2 separate regions of the Homo sapiens genome follow, and region 1 is linked to region 2. The links are chromatin contacts, found by Hi-C in ENCODE. All regions are on one chromosome and are shown on one strand. Each heading gives the region's core, a stretch centred on a gene start or an enhancer-like site at or near the end of the contact. The rest is flanking DNA. Distances are from core to core; before and after follow the strand shown. Region 1 overlaps PHLPP1 (PH domain and leucine rich repeat protein phosphatase 1). Region 2 holds the start of RELCH (RAB11 binding and LisH domain, coiled-coil and HEAT repeat containing).

What was found. Hi-C counts contacts between places; a loop is a spot of excess contacts on that map. Pooled maps may share reads with other maps.
Region 1: a loop to region 2 is called in a map of naive thymus-derived CD4-positive, alpha-beta T cell, with 5 times the contacts of the local background. The contact joins the enhancer-like site here to the promoter of RELCH in region 2. A Hi-C loop is called at or near these places in 1 of 168 maps with a recorded cell type or tissue (naive thymus-derived CD4-positive, alpha-beta T cell), 1 of 37 single-sample maps with no recorded cell type and 8 of 50 pooled maps.

The regions. Positions count from the first base shown.
Region 1 is chr18:62,867,612-62,872,285 of GRCh38, forward strand. All of the region lies in intron 4 of PHLPP1 (PH domain and leucine rich repeat protein phosphatase 1), which reads left to right. Among named protein-coding and RNA genes, the nearest start is that of PHLPP1, 150 kb to the left of the region's middle. RefSeq lists an enhancer at 4,521-4,674. Within about 2 kb of position 2,205, at least 5 of the 41 ENCODE cell types and tissues checked have a DNase peak (open chromatin) inside an H3K27ac peak, as active enhancers do.
Region 2 is chr18:62,183,973-62,188,575 of GRCh38, forward strand. RELCH (RAB11 binding and LisH domain, coiled-coil and HEAT repeat containing) reads left to right here and starts at 3,283. Exons shown (of 29, transcript NM_001346231.2): 1 at 3,283-4,059. The coding sequence starts at 3,534. PIGN (phosphatidylinositol glycan anchor biosynthesis class N) reads right to left here and starts at 3,084. Exons shown (of 31, transcript NM_176787.5): 1 at 2,872-3,084. RefSeq lists silencers at 2,586-2,798, 3,749-3,968 and an enhancer at 3,389-3,598.

The DNA.
Region 1 (4,674 bases), core at 955-3,454, 680 kb after region 2:
TTTCTTGGAGACTTTTTTCTTCCTGGAGCCAGGGTATGTGCTTGTTCTTCTGGCCTGCTACACAGCAAAGACAGTGTGTGGACCTTTTCCTCAGGGGGTGTCAGTTTACTAGAGAAACCCTTTGGTATTCTGCCACGGCGATGCATGCCAAGATTTAGGGTAATGAGTGGAAAAGAGAGGAAGAATCTCAAGGTTTAGTATGTGGATTTTTTTTTTTTTAGATGGAGTCTGGCTCTGTTGTCCAGGCTGGAGCGCAGTGGGGCGATCTCGGCTCACTGCAAGCTCCGCCTCCCAGATTCACGCCATTCTCCTGCCTCAGCCTCCTGAGTAGCTGGGATTACAGGCGCCCACCACCACGCCCGGCTAATTTTTCTATTTTTAGTGGAGACAAGGTTTCACTGTTTTAGCCAGGATGGTCTCGATCTTCTGACCTTGTGATCCTCCCGCGTCAGCCTCCCAAAGTGCTGGGATTACAAGCGTGAGCCACTGTGCCCGGCCATATGTGGATTTTTATTTAACTTCCCTGTTTTCAGAACAGTGTTTTCTGTTATGCTTGATAACTTTTTTCTTTTCAATTTATGAGAGATATTTTGACACTTAAGTAATTACAAAGAATTAAACAATACTACAGATTATACCGTCATCCTTTGACAATCATGTCTTATTCATTTTAACTTCCATAAGCCAGTTTCTATAGCATTGCATGTGTACCAAATCAATAAGGGATAACTTCAGACTATTTTAGATGAAAATTGTATCTTGCCTGTAACTTTGGGAGGCTAAGGTGGGTGGATGATTTGAGGTCATGTTGGCCAGCCTGGCCAACATGGTGAAACCCGTCTCTACTAAAAATACAAAAAAATAGCTAGGCGTCATGGCGCACACCTATAATCCCAGCTCCTCAGGAGGCTAAGGCAAGAGAATCGCTTGAACCTGGGAGGCAGAGGTTGCAGTGAGCTGAAATGGCGCCACTGCACTCCAGCCTGAGTGACTGAGCGAGACTCTGTCTCAAAAAAAAAAAAAAAAAAAGTTGTATCTTAAAATTGTATATGTAAACATTAACATTAAATGTACAAATTTAGTTAATACTTTGTTTTCAGTGACATTTATTTTCTCTAATTTCCCAAACCTATCATTGATCAGAAAAATAATTGCAAAGAACACATGTCTGATAAGACAGTATTACTGAGCCATGTGGTATGAAAGGAGATAAAGGAGTCTTTGATGCTACCCAGATGGACTTCTGGAATTATCTTTTTAGAGATCATATGTTCAATAATCAGCATCTCAGAAAATGAGTATATTACACTGAGACTGAAATATTTTGAATATAAAAGTAAACCAAGTCACTGGACATGAGCCATCTTTCAGCTGTTGTTTAAAATCTCAAGATGAAGAAGAATCATTGAGAATACTCAAGCTGTATGTATAACTAAATAAGAAATTAACTCAGTGGTTTTCATTCTCTTATTGCTCTATAGTTTGACAAACTATTCTCTCTTTTCCAAATTACCTCCCTGATGCTTTGACAGACTATTCTCTTTCTTCCAAATTACCTCCCTGGGTCAAATGAAGGGCCGAAGAAAGCAGTTTCCCTGTTTGTCATGCTGTGATGTAGTATGCCTGATGTCTTTGAATCAGGGACTCTGGTTCGTTTTCTTCCAGGGAATAAACTGTCCTCTGCTGGAATTGGGGAGAGGATCTGGGGTCTTACTCCTCCTTCTGTAACCTTTTGAAAATTTGTAGAAGTATAAAAAAACATAGAAAAGGCAGATATGAGTGTATAACTTGATGGATTTCCACAAAGTGAACACATCCATGTAACCAGTACACATATGAGGAAGAGAATATTGCCAGCACTCCAGAAGCTGTCCTTGTACCCTTCTCTTTATTACCCTAAACATCATCACTATCCTGACTTAGAACATCATGAAGTAGTTTCACTTGTCTTTGTACTTGATCTAAATGGAGCACACAATATGTGTTTGAGTCCAGCTTCTTTCACTGACTTTTCTTTTAAAAAAGCAAAACAAAGCATACCAAGTGACATATTATCAGCTTGTACTTTGTACTGTGTAATATAAGGCAGTGATTTTGATTTGTTTAAGGTAGAGAATTTTAAAATTTTACACTGCAATAAAAGATTTCTGTTTTGTTCTTTCTGTTGCTTTAAGCATGGGGAAGATAGGCCTAGGGGACTTCCTATGTGGTATCGGAGTAACTGGTGAAGCTGCTGTTTTGCTGCTCTTTGTAAAAAACTAGGCTTTATACCAGTTTCTCTTTCTTTTTATTTTAAGACGGGCTCTTGCTCTGTCGCCCAGGCTGGAGTGCAGTGGCACGATCTCGCCTCGGCTTACTGCAACCTCTGCCTCCCAGGTTCAAGCGATTCTTCTGCCTCAGCCTCCCGAATGGATGGGACTACAGGTGCGCGCCAACACGCCTGGCTAATTTTTGTATTTTTAGTAGAGACGGAGGGGGGTCTCACCATATTGGCCAGGCTGGTCTCGAACTCCTGACCTTGTGATCTGCCAGCCTCGGTCTCCCACAATGCTGGAATTACAGGTGTGAGCCACTGTGCCCGGCCACCAGTTTCTCTTTCATTACACACTACTATGAGGTGTTTGTCTCCCACTTCCATTGTCCAAGAAAAATTTTTATTGCTAAGATTCCAGAGTAATAAGTTGATAAGTACACACATGCATATATACCCCCCTCTTATATACATATATTTAATACCAGGAATTAAATGTATAATGTGTATTTAAGAAAGTCATGTTAGTACTGCAGAAAGCATTAACGTGGTTTTTAAATGTCCAGTCACTTAGTGTGGTGGCTTCGAAATATGCCATATATTTAGTTGCTTATTTTTATTTGTGTGTTTAGGAATTTGTGGTAATCTCTAATGTATGTTTCACAGGGAACATTTTAGATGCCAAAGGGTAATTTATTTTTACGTTTTTACCTAAGTTTCAAGGAATTAAGTTTTAGGTTACAATGTTAGGACAAATAACCAGGGAGAAACTTAAAGTACAATATAATTATAACAGGTAGGAGTTCAGAGACATTTTATCTTAAGCACATATCCCCTTAATTTTTCTTTCTACTACAAATTTTTACCTTTAACAAATGAGCTATTTTCACAGAACATTTAAATTGGTATTTGCACCAACATTCTAAATCTGGAAAGATGGCATGCTGATGTACACACACAGGTCAGCAGTTTCAGAGGGAAAACATTGTTCTTGGAACTAGTGCTGTTTGTTTTTCCTTTATTGGCATTGGAACTCTTCAAGTTAGTTTTCAAAATATAGAGGAGAGGCAAACATCAGGGTAATTTTTGGTGGTGTTGATGGTTTCTTTCCTTATTATATGTGTCACTAATAACTATAATACATTGTTTATCTCTTTTATTAATAGTGCTTCATTTATGTTAACTATATCTCTAGATGACTCAGATAGTCTTAATACTAAGATTATTGTTATTTGCAATAGAGAATGATTTTTCATAAAATATGGTAAGTTTCTTTGTAGAGTCAGTGAAGAAGACAACTTTTTGCTGATTTAAATTTAAGGAATATATTTTTTCCCCCATGTCTTAATTTTATGTTTTTAATATGATAGCAAAGCTGTATGAACTTATTCACACTAAATTATAATGGTGTTTGAACATTTTACTGCCCTGGTAAATTCAAATTTAGCTCTGTTTATTTTTGTTTTTGTTTTTGTTTTTTTTGAGATGGAATTTCACTCTTGTCACCCAGGCTGGAGTGCAGTGGTGCAATCTCGGCTCACTGCAACCTCTGCCTCCTGGGTTCAAGCAATTCTCCTGCCTCAGCCTCCCAAGTAACTGGGATTACAGGCGTGCACCACCACACCCGGGCTAATTTTTGTATTATTGTAGAGACGGAGTTTCACCATGTCGGCCAGTCTGGTCACCAACTCCTGACCTCAGGTGATCTGACTGCCTCGGCCTCCGAAAGTGCTGGGATTACAGGCGTGAGTCACCACGCCTGGCCAAATTTAGCTCTGAAAATTTTTTTTTTTTTTTTTTTTTTTACAGTCTTGGTCTGTCCCCCAGGCTGGAGTACAGTGGCGTGATCTCAGCTCACTGCAGCCTCCATCTCCCAGACTTAGGCGATTCTCCTGCCTCAGCCTCCTGAGTAGCTGGGATTACAGGCACGCGCCACCACGCCCAGCAAATTTTTGTATTTTTAGTAGAGATGGGGTTTCACCATGTTGGCCAGGCTGGTCTTGAATTCCTCACCTCAAGTGATCCGCCTGCCTCGGCCTCCCAAAGGGCTGGGGTTATAGGCATGAGCCACTGCACCTGGCCTAGCTCTTATAAATGTGCCATTTATTTATCATTTATTAAGGATGTATAGGGAGGATCATTGAAGGACCTAGAGTTTGTAAATATAGAGGAGGCAAAACTTTACCCGTACCCTCTAAAAGCCTCCACCTGGTTCTGAGAACTAAATGGACATAAGGCATTAGCAGGAGAAAAGTATACAGATTTTTACATGTGCATAGGAACCCCCATGGGAAAATGAAGACCTAAAGAAGTGACAAAATCTAAGTGCTTATGTACTAGGTTGAACCCAGAAGAAATTGTGGAAAAGTAAGTCAAATATATGGGGAGACCAAAGGAAGATGAGTTATTTTAACAAATGATGT
Region 2 (4,603 bases), core at 2,033-4,532:
ATTACTTAATACTTCTCTTTAAAGAAAATCACAATTTATTCAGATTTATTGAAAAAGAAATACCTCCAAAACAAACACATAACTATTAAAATTTTAAAAAGATATATGCATGTACCAATACAAGTTATCTAGTTTATCTGTGGATGTTTACCACACACTGAAAAACAATAAAACATGAGGTATTACTAAAACCTCAAGTCAACCAAAACTTGCATTCAGAATATTACTTGTGGTTCTTTTAAGACTATTAAAACCTAAAATAATTTTTTAAATACTAAAATGATTGACGTGCTTTGAAAAAAGGCATCTTTTACATCTTCATTGCTAAGGCACAAGCTTTAATAACTATCATTAGTCAGATGAAACATTAGTTGTAAGGGCCTAGATTAATGAAAATCTTACTAAGTAGAAAGGAAATTTCCCAACACTATTAATAATACATTATTATAAGTAGTGATCGGTAATTTTTAATATTCCAGTGTGTGTTACTTATACATTATTCACGAATAACCAAACCTCTGTGTATTGTGGAAAAGAAAAGTACATACTGGGAAGACTGGGCAGTTGATTTCTAATGGGCTTACAAGATCAAACACACAAGTTCATGGTTATAGGATAGGAGGCAGAAATAGAAGCAGAAAACCACAGATTTGTATGGGAAGAATTCCTCTACATGCAAGTTCTTACAACTCTGAGGAAACATTTTAAATCTATTTTCAACTTGTGTTTTAGAACTGAGACCCCAAATTAAAGATACTCCCTTCAGCCCTACTGACTTAATTGCTTTTTCAGGCTTGCACTGCCAAAACGATTGATATTAGTTTTATTTTTAAACACTTGTCAAATGTTCTCAACACATACTAATATTTCAATAATTAATAAGTGACCACAGTAATAGTTATTGTGTAGCAGGTACCAGGCACTGGGACAAGAACATTCTCAATTCTGTGTACTTTCCTTATCCCCTTTGATAGACGAATGCAAGTGAGGCTGAGAAGTTAGGTAACTTTTTCAAGGTCTCACAATAAATAATGAGTAGAATTGGGATCTGAACTTAAGCTTTTCTATCTTATAAGCATAATCCTCTTCAGGAATCCTAAATGCAGGAGATTTCTCAATTTCCCAATCATGGAGATGGAAATATTGTATATAAACAATCCATTTCTAATCATGCCCTTCCCATGCCATTCACTAATCCTCCATTCCTGGATTCCAGAAATTGGTTCCATTTTAATCTCTCTGGAAAATCCAACTAAAATACGGATCAGCAATCCCTTTTGCTAAGAAATCTCTAACAGGATACAGTATTTGCCATTTCAATTCTATTTGGGGGGATTTTTTTCCCCATGTTTTACTTTTAATATATGGCACAGAAAACTATTTATCATTAAAACATTGGGAACTAATGTCCTATAAAAAAATAGTTTAAATTCTTGGTACTTTTTTTTTAAACTTCTAGCAAAAATAAAATTTTAAAAACCCAAATCCCCATTCAAATGAAAATTTTAGTTTATTGAGCCTGGGTATATTGAAATTAAAGCCTACTCTTAACTGTTGGCATACTTTTACATGTAAACCAATAACCTGACCTAAGGTTATGTAAGAATCGTCTATTTTAATTTTTCCATGGAGCTAACGGGAGATACTTTACTGTGGAATGTTTACTACACACTGAATGTAATATGTCACTTACCTGTACACTAAGAAAGGAAATCTAAAGCCTGGAAAAGTGGTCATTTGTGTGTGAAAAAAATAGGAGCCATAAGAAATAGCAGTCTAATTGTATTGACTGGAAATTCCTTTACCTTTTCAGATCATAATCAAGGAATGACATAAAAGATAAACGTTGATCTTCTAAACTTAGGATATGTACTTTATATGCTAACATTTCATCAAAAAAATCAAAACTCTCTGAAGCATTCAACTTTTAAAATAGTTCTAAGTTCCAAAACCTTGATTCTAGCCTGCATGAACGAGTCAGAAATGTTGCAGGAGACAGTGGATAAAGAATCGTTTGGGACATAAGAGAAATGATGTTAATTCCTTTGACTCCTTATTAGCGGAATTGATTTTTTTTTTTTTTTTTTTTTTTTTTTGAGACGGAGTCTCGTTCTGTCGCCCAGGCTGGAGTGCAGTGGCGCGACCTCGGCTCACTGCAATCTTCGCCTCCGGGGTTCAAGCGATTCTCCTGCCTCAGCCTCCTGAGTAGCTGGGATTGCAGGCTTGCGCCACCACGCCCAACTAATTTTTGTGTTTTTAGTAGAGAAGGGGTTTCACCATGTTGGTCAGGCTGGTCTCGAACTCCCGACCTCGTGATCCGCCCGGCTCGGCCTCCCAAAGTGCTGGGATTACAGGCGTGAGCCACCGCGCCCGGCGTGGAGCTGATTTTATAACAACCACTCTTGGCTTAAGTTTACTTATCTGTCTACTGGTGAGACAGCATTAGATATTCTGAAGGGTCCCTGTTGTGTAAATCGTGTATTAAATCCTAAGCGTTTATTGAGTACCTAACAATTTGTTTTCCAACTCGACGATGTTCCCAGATCCAGGCAAATGCCAACCTCAGCGTTCCCTTTTCCGTTTAGTCTCTCCAGCCCCCGTCCCCACCCACAGGCAGGACCACCTCCGGGGCTGAGAAGTCGTGCTGTCGCTAGGCCTCCCGAGTGTGCAAGCATGTGGCAGAGAAGGGAAAAGAAAGGAAGTCACATTCCGACTACAGGCCTGGGCACTTGCTATCCATGGGGACAAAATGTCACCACTGGCAGCAAATAGCGAGAAAAAGTGCAGCGCAGTAGGGAAACAGCGCGTCCGCGGGCGCGACACCACAGTTTGGGCGCCGACACCCTCCGCGCACTGGTCCCTGAACTTTACCTGGAGCTTATCCCGGTCAGGCCTGATCTCGAAAACGAGGGCTCCTCAGCGCGAAGGCAGGACCCAGCTCCATTAAAGCTCTCGGGCAGTGGTCCCCTCTACCCACTGAAGCGATAGCCGGGAGGGTATTCCTAAGCCACCACTACAACCACCCCTCAATTCCGGAACGCCCCCAATACCTGCCCGGCCGCTGCTGCTATCGCGATAATTCTCGGGCCAGTCTCCCGTCAGTCCGCTCCACGCCTTCCTTCTCTGACCAATCATGGAGGAGTCGTGGGTGGAGTTTTGCTTTTGAGCGGAGAGCGGGGCCTTCAATCTTTGCTATCTGGCGCTGGGAATGGGCGGAGCTGAAGTGGGCTGGGGCGGGGCTGGGGCGGGGCTAGATCGGGGAGAGGGGCAGGGGCACGCTCCAGTTCTCGCGAGACTGGAGACCAGGAAGACGCCTGCAGAGCCGGGCTGCTGGTGCAGCAGAGGCTGAGGCATCAGGTGCAGCTGCATCCGGATCTCCTGCCTTGGAGCGTACTCCTTGTCTCTAAGTCGGGAGGCAGGACGTGGTCAGGCCGGGGCTGTGGAGGTGCGCTGTGTCCCCTGAGGCCTAGAGGATTCGGGCTGCGGCCCGTCGGAACCAGTCAGGGAGGCGCCCACACTCCTGACAGGATAAGATGGCGGCGATGGCGCCTGGAGGTAGTGGCAGTGGTGGCGGCGTGAATCCATTTCTCAGTGATTCGGATGAGGACGATGACGAGGTAGCTGCAACAGAGGAACGGCGGGCAGTACTTCGGCTGGGCGCCGGAAGTGGCCTAGATCCTGGCTCTGCGGGCTCGCTGTCGCCACAGGATCCCGTGGCCTTAGGAAGCAGTGCGCGGCCAGGGCTCCCTGGGGAGGCGTCGGCGGCTGCAGTGGCCCTGGGGGGCACCGGGGAGACCCCGGCCCGATTATCAATTGATGCGATCGCTGCTCAGCTGTTGCGCGATCAATACTTGCTGACCGCCCTGGAGCTGCATACCGAGCTGTTAGAGAGTGGCCGGGAGCTGCCTCGGCTGCGCGACTACTTCTCCAATCCAGGCAACTTCGAGAGGCAAAGTGGAACCCCGCCGGGGATGGGGGCGCCAGGGGTCCCTGGAGCAGCCGGCGTTGGGGGCGCTGGAGGTCGGGAACCGAGTACAGCGTCGGGCGGGGGACAGCTCAGTAAGTGGACGCAGCCTGTCACACTCCGGCAGGGTATTTGGGATTGTACGGAGTTACTGTAGGGGAGAGGGGGTATTTCTGCGTGGGTCCCGATAGGGACATTTTAAGGAACGAGAGTATTGGGGTGGGGGCGCTCTTTTGCGGTGGAAGCAAGAGGATCAGGCAATGACTGTTCTCTCTGCCTGCTTCCAACCCTTGGCTGGTGTTGCACTTGGCTCCTGGCTCCCCTACTGGTGTCAGTATCTATAAAATATCAAGAGTTTCTAGTTCACTGGCTATTACGGGACTCCAGAAGGTTCCCTTTTATACTAGTTTATTGCTTTAAGCATTTTCCTTTTTCTCCAGTTACCTGAATCACACTACCAGGAAATAGTGTTACCTGAATTGCCTGCAGTAGTTCTTTGAGTCTGAGCCAGGAGAGAAAGAATAGGACACACTGCTGCTGTCTCCGAAAAGTCAGATGTACTTAAGACCCTTTGTCTTTGGGACGACTTTTTCACCGCCAAAATTGGGTTTTCTGCTGCACAAAATTTGTTCTGTTGAG